Linked DNA regions of Homo sapiens: region 2 is linked to region 1. A link is a contact called in ENCODE Hi-C data. All regions are on one chromosome and are shown on one strand. The core of a region is the stretch at or near the end of the contact, and the rest is flanking DNA. Distances in the headings are between cores, read along the strand shown.

What was found. Hi-C counts contacts between places; a loop is a spot of excess contacts on that map.
Region 2: a map of endothelial cell of umbilical vein shows a loop between it and region 1 (27-fold over the local background). The contact joins the promoter of ATXN1L here to the promoter of NOL3 in region 1. A Hi-C loop is called at or near these places in 1 of 168 maps with a recorded cell type or tissue (endothelial cell of umbilical vein) and 1 of 37 single-sample maps with no recorded cell type.

What each region holds. Positions count from the first base shown.
Region 1 is chr16:67,168,550-67,172,008 of GRCh38, forward strand. It overlaps NOL3 (nucleolar protein 3), which reads left to right and starts at 1,989. Exons shown (of 4, transcript NM_001276309.3): 1 at 1,989-2,025. HSF4 (heat shock transcription factor 4) reads left to right here. Exons shown (of 13, transcript NM_001374675.1): 10 at 282-387; 11 at 487-552; 12 at 730-799; 13 at 1,082-1,392. The coding sequence ends at 1,236. RefSeq lists enhancers at 1,046-1,095, 1,586-1,735 and a silencer at 1,946-2,235.
Region 2 is chr16:71,844,645-71,848,037 of GRCh38, forward strand. It overlaps ATXN1L (ataxin 1 like), which reads left to right and starts at 1,332. Exons shown (of 3, transcript NM_001137675.4): 1 at 1,332-1,460; 2 at 3,366-3,393. RefSeq lists enhancers at 404-1,176, 910-959, 1,177-1,948, 1,750-1,819 and a silencer at 1,220-1,529.

The DNA.
Region 1 (3,459 bases), core at 739-3,238:
AAAGAAGAGAAAGAAGCATGGATATTGATACTTGCATAGGGAGGGGAAGGGTCCCAAAGCCCCAGCTCCACCACCCAAACTTCAGGTCCCAGGTAGGAAGCAGAGGCACTTTCTCTGTGCCATTTATGGCAGGAGTGGGGAGGTTGGGGGTGGAGAGAGGATGGGGATCCTCTCCTATCATTTTCTAAAGATTGGGGGATTAAAATCTTGATGCATCTGGGTTCCTTGGGAACTTAATGCGGGGTGGACACTGCAGGCCAAAAGCAGTTCTGTCTGCACAGGGGGCCTCTGGGCCTGGAAAGCGGGGACAGGAGCCCAGAGAGTCTGCTGCCTCCGATGCTGCTTCAGCCCCCTCAAGAAAGTGTGGAACCTGCAGGGCCTCTAGATGTGAGTACCCCTTCTGCTGAAACAGGGGCATGAGACCTGGTGGGGTCTAGCTCTCTGTGGAGCCTGGGGAGGGCACCACTGACCCAGAGCTCTCCTCAGGTGCTGGGCCCCAGTCTCCAAGGGCGAGAATGGACCCTGATGGACTTGGACATGGAGCTGTCCTTGGTAAGAAGTGGGTCGGGGAGGGCAGAGGCCAGGGGTGGCTGAGTCAAGCCCTCTGGTCCATAGCTGTTCTCTGTGAGCCAAAGCCGTGTCTCTAGAAGAATTGTCACAGTGATTTCCCAGCTGTCCCCCTCAGCTGCTAGGTCCCCTCCCCAGCTGCTCCCTGCGGTTCTCACGCAGATGCAGCCCTTGGTTCCAGAGCGGGGTGAGCCTGAGCTGGCGGTCAAGGGGTTAAATTCTCCAAGCCCAGGTAATGGTTGTGATGACTCCTACCTGGGAGGACGCCGTGATTGGGCTGAGCTACCTTGATTGAGTGAGGGGGCAATCTGCAATTTGCAGGGAAATCCTGAGTTCAGGCTGCACTGCAGAGCGTTCCTTGAGCCACCCATGCCCTCACCATTGGGCGAGAGTGGGGAGGTTAAGAATGGATGTTTTATCCTAACTGAGCAGAAGGCAGGCGGGCAGGGCTCTCCTTCCCTGAAGAAAGGAGGGGGAACATTTCCCCTGGTGAGCGCAGTCCCACTTCTCCTAGGGAAGGACCCCACGCTCGGGGCCCCACTCCTGCTGGATGTCCAGGCGGCCTTGGGAGGCCCAGCCCTGGGCCTGCCTGGGGCTTTAACCATTTATAGCACTCCTGAGAGCCGGACTGCCTCCTACTTGGGCCCGGAAGCCAGTCCCTCCCCCTAAGACCCCGCGCCTCTGAAGGGGCTTGGAACCAGTCCGCCGCTGCACATCCTTCTTGGCTTCCTGGCGCCCCCTATCGGGGGTGAGCGAAGCCCCCACTACTAAATGGCCTCTCTCCACTACCCCGACTATCCCTGCACATAAACTCCGTTTTTTTTTTTTCTGTTTCTGGTCTCTTTTCTCTATCGACCAGGGAGCACAGGAGTTATGGGTGGGGGGTGATTTTGCATTTGTAGAAGCGTCCAGATACTAGGTTTTTAATAGAGGAACCCCAGGAGGGTGGAGGTGCTTGGGGATCCGGTGCCTAGCTCCCTTGCTTAGGCCCGGGTCCAGGGCTGGCGCGGGGCCGCTGCAATCTCTGGGAAGCGGGGGCTTCTGGGTCGCGCTCAGCTCTGCAATGCATGCGTTCTGTGATCCTGGTGAGTTGGTATCCTTCTCTGAACTTCCTCTGTGACAGGCAGAGAAGAGGGGTCGATGACAAGATAGATGGAAAGCACCTGGAAATTGGCAGGCCCTGAGTGGGCGCTGGACGTGTGGGGCCGCGGGCCGAACTGCCCCCTCCTGGCCTCATCTCCTGGTGCGCCCCGGGTGGGGAGGGAAAGCTGACTACATGCACGTCCCCAGCCAGCGCGCGGCCTCCGCGGTGTGGCTCCTAGTGCCCGGGGAAGAACCCTCACCCTCCCTATTCCCAGCAGCCCTGGCCGCCCCGCCCCCGCCGCAGCTGCTGCACCCACCCCCACCCTGCCCGGCCCTTTCTGCACCGTCATCTCCTGCCCCGCCGAGGCTTGACCCGTGAGTGGGGACGCCCAAAACGGGCCAGACCGGGAGCCCCACTCCCGGCTGTGGGAGGGAAGGGAAACCGAGATTGGGCAGAATCAGCGCCCCACCACCCGCTGCGGCGCTCGGGGGTCGGGGGGGCGGGGTGGGTAGGACTGTGGGCCCCGCCCTGCCGCAGGACTCTCAAGCTCTGGGACTGGGTGGAGGGAGGTAAGGGGCGGGGGGGGAAAATCCGTGCAGTCGCACATGCGCAAAGGCTCTTCACTGTCCCAAGACCCTGGCTTCCTGGCCAAAGAGCCCGCGCAGCGAGGTGGGGTTGGGGGCTGGGACCCAGCTCCGTGCCCCGCCACCTGGCTCTCTGGGAAGAATCGGACCTGTCACCCTCGAAGGACTGGCCGCTAAATAACTTCGGTATTGAGAGCTGTGTGAGCCTCAAAGGGAGGGCCCAGACCAGCTGGAGTCTCTACCCCCAGACAGGATAAAGGGCAGGACTTGGGGTCATAGGAGGAGGCGGCTAACATGAAAACAACTTAGGTTGGAGAGAAGGAGGGGCCAATCCAATCTGCACCCTCCCTGTGTCTGTCCCGAGTAGGTGCTGTCCCCCTCTCCCTTCCTTTGCCCACCGATTGGAGGGACACTCTGGAAAACTCAGTTGAAGAAAGCGGAGAGTCTGCGTGTACACAGTGCAATGATGTCAGTTAATGCACTAGTGAGGGCATGTGTTGTTCACGGTACACAGAAGAAGGAACCACCAGCCCTTGGGACACTTAGGCATTGGTGTAGACAAGGGAACATTTGAGTCCTGGACGATGGATAGGTCCACGGAGCGGAGGGAGGAGAAAAGGATTCCAGTCTTAGCGATCAGCATCAGCAAAGGCTCCGAGGTGCCAGAGGCATAGTGAGTTCTCCGATCCCTGGCTGGTGGAGGGAAGCTGGGAAGGGCCTGGCTGTCCAGGGTGGTGGGAGGAGGCTAGAGTAGCCAGACCAGATATTTTGGGTTGTCTCTGATGGGCAGTGGGGTGTGGGGGGGAGGTAGATAGGTATTTAGGATGGAATTCTGCTAGACAGGAAAATATAGTTCAGTTCCTCATAGTTCAGGCTGGAGCAAGTAAGATTCCAGTTTTACCACTGAATCTCTGAGCCTGTCTCCTCATCTGTAAAATGGGAACAGCAATCCTAGCCCAGAGGGTTGTCAAAGTCACTGTGCTATCGGGCCTGGCAGAATGGGAGTGAGAGGGGCTCAGAGGGACTGTTACAGGACATGAGGTGACGATGGTGGGGTGGCAAGGCAGGAGCTGATGGAGACTCACTGAGAAGTGGAGAAGCAAGATTCATCACATACGGGACATAAAGGGAGATGGAGGGGCAGGGGGTAGTCCTGGTCTCGGCCTGGTGGGGAAGGGCTTCAATGGGAGGAAGCCAGGGTGTGAAGTGACGGGGGAGGTATAG
Region 2 (3,393 bases), core at 82-2,581, 4.7 Mb after region 1:
CCTCCCGAGTAGCTGGGAGTACAGGTGCCCGCCACCATGCCCGGCTAATTTTCTGTATTTTTAGTAGAGACGGGGTTTCGCCGTGTTAGCCAGGATGGTCTGCGATCTCCTGACCTCGTGATCCGCCGGCCTTGGCCTCCCAAAGTGCTGGGATTGCAGGCGTGAGCCACCGCGCCTGGCCCAATTGTTATTTATTGAACAGAGTTTGAAGAAACTGAAAGTCTCCATTTCGGTGGCCAAAACCGCAATTACTTTTGCACCAACCTAATACTTTAAAACAAACAACAACAAAAACACAGTTGTTATTCAAACATAAATTCAACTGGCGCTCACTTTTGTCTTCACTTAAGTTAATCAGATGTTCATGTTACTATGAAGTTGACCAGTTAATTTGTAATGAATAATTAGTTAATTTGTAATGAATAATATTTCACTGAGTAGTCAAGCCCTCTTTCCACTAAACCAAGCTGCTTCTCACTGTACTAAACCCCGGGCTCTCTCTAAACTTTCAGGTGTTCCACTCCTTGTCACCTTCCCCTAGATCCTGAGTGGGGTTCACTCTTAGCTCCCTCGGGGGCCACTTCTCAACACTTACAGAGCTCCTATTGACCTGGCACGGTGGCTCACGCCTGTAATCCCAGCACTTTGGCAGGCCGAGGTGTGGGGATCACCTGAGGTCGGGAGTTCGAGACCAGCCTGACCAGCAAGGAGAAACCCTGTCTCTACTAAAAATACAAAAAATTAGCCAGGTGTGGTGGCGCATGCCTGTAATCCCAGCTACTCGGGAGGCTGAGATAGGAGAATTGCTTGAACCTGGCAGGCGGAGGTTGGGTGAGCCGAGATCGTGCCATTGCACTCTAGCCTGGGCAACAAGAGCGAAACTGTCTCCAAAAAAAAGAAAGAAAAGAAAAAAAGAAGACTTCCTATCTCCACCTGGGTCCCCAAGAGGTAAGAGGTATCTCCTTTTCTCCTGAGCCTAGGTCACCTCGGGGTCCCCCGAAGTTCCCCAGAAGGGGCTGCACAAGTCAGGACAAGAAGTCCAGGAAATGGGGGGTCGCCGATGACCACGCCCCGGGGCTCTGTTTGGGAACCCCCAAAATTTACTGAGGTGGAAAGATTGCGGGGTCATTGTGGGGTCAGGCTGAGGGGGCCGGGCCCAGCCCTATTCACGTGACCCGGTCCCAGGGAGAGGAGTTTGTTCACCCACCAGAGGGAACGCCCGACGCGAAGGCAGTGTGGCACCCTCCCTTCCCGGGGAGTCCTGGGCGTTGCTCTCCCACCCCGGCCGTGACGCAATCTCTCCGCGCCGGGGGCGGGACGAGCTTGACGCCATCTCCGGGCGCCCGGCTGTGGGGGGCGCTGGGTGTGGGGCGGCTCCGGGGCCGGGGATGGCGGCGGCCGCGGTTGCGGCGGCTCCGGGACGAGTGAGTGGATCCTGGGAAGCGCTGTGAAATGGGCTGGTGAGTGTCCCTGGAAGTGGTGGCCGCCGGGGCCAGGCAGGCCTGGGGTCGGTGCTCCGGAGGAAGTGGCCCTCAGGAGCCCGTTGCTCCGGCGGGCCGGGGCCCATGAACCGTGGACAGACGGAGGGGAGAGGCCGCACCTAGACCCCCTCGCGCTTCTCTCTGGCCTGTCCTGGAAGGTGGCCTCAGGCCCCGGCGCCCCGGAGGCTGTGTGCCTGCGAGCCAAGGTGTCCGAGTCTGTGGGGCGGGAAGGGCCCCCAAACAAGGAAGCGTCGCCTGCAGGGCCTCGCCCCTGCCCCCTTGGTGAAGGGTGGACCCCCTACTCTCTAAACGCAGAATTCCCAATTTCGAGCCCTACCCTTGTTGGATCAAGGATTGCGGGACCACTGGGAGCCATAACCGTAGTCTCTGACAAGCTTCTCCCTTTCTGTCGGGCGCACCTCTCGCCCGCAGAGAATTTGGGTCTCCAGCTGGGTTCAGCCCCTTGATTCCGACCCAAGCGTGATGAGGAGCTTGGTTCCGGGCTCTGCTAGCAGCGTTGGCAACTCTCCTGAACAGCCTGTTAGCTCGGTTGGGGTCACAAGCTGCGTTTTCCCTTTGAGATGCTCAGTGAGGTTCTCGAGAGGCGGAGGTTTCGGATTCTTAAGTGTGTTTTGCGTTGTGGGAACCTGGCGCACAGGCTTGGCTCTTTGTTTTCCTTTCTGCAGACCTTTTGCCTCTTTCGGTCCCTTTACTAGCCTGTGTTTGCTAACTTCTCGGTGACCTGGAGGCAGGTTTTCTTTAAAGTTTTCGTTACAGAAAGCAAGGATCATTTTGGGATTGAAGTGTGACCCCAGTTTCTGTTGGGAATGAAGAAGAAAGCAAGCTGCTTTTCAGTTATTAAAGCTGCTGGTGGAGAAAAGAGTCATTATTTATGCCACTGTGTAATAATATGTGTTTGTGGAATTAGGAATTTGTTTTCCCACTGTGTTTTCCTATCCTTCCACCTTTTGTGTACACCTGCACCTTGCCAATCTTAAGAGAGAAATGTTGCATTCGGTTTGGGTTGAGGCTTAGAGTGTTCTATAGGACTTGGACAGGATAGTCAGTTTCTCAGAGCACTCACTCATCTGTACTGCCTTCTCTGTTTTCAGAGGTTAAGGCTCCATTCTTTCTCGCTTTGCGTTTCTGGCAAGTGTAGATTCACATAGTGATGGTTTAGTGGTAGTTTTGTTTCACCAGTGTTAGCCAGCTGAGGACCAAGGCAATATTTTCAGTTTCTTTCATACCTGATTCAGCACTTGGTATACTGTCACTCAGAAAATTTTACATACACACACACATATGCTCATTTTTTTTTAACCCTGAAAATCTCTTAATAAGTCTTCTCCTTGAGTGACTCCCCCCTGACCTCTTTTTCTGCCCCAGAAACATAAATAATTGTTCTTTTTCATCTACTGCTGCTTTTTTTCATTTAAATAACTCCACATTTATGTTTTCATAGGCCCAGAATAAAGGGGAAATCCATAGAGTTGATTTTTCCTGCTTCCCATTGTTCATATGGGAACAGTGTTAAAGCTTCCATTTTTATTTGTGCGTTTATCTGAAATTTGGATTGGAGCAAATTTAACCTTTGGGGAACAGGCACAGGTAGATGTTAGGGAAATGATGTTACGGAAAACCAATGAAATTTGATACATGGAAATTTTTTTTCAGGGATGTCTTCTTACAAGTTGGAGCATTAGAGGTGTTTTTCTCTCTGTTCAACTGCCTGGGCACTCTGGGTAAATGTACTGTTTACCTGTGGAGAAGAAGATGAGGCAAGGACGTGTATACTCTAATGCTTTGGAATTACCTTTCATGGTGACCCTGGGGAGAATTAGAGGTCAGGCAGCCGCTTACTCCATTCCTGTTTCTATCTTCTAGGCTCCCGAGCCAGCCGGGAGGACACTTA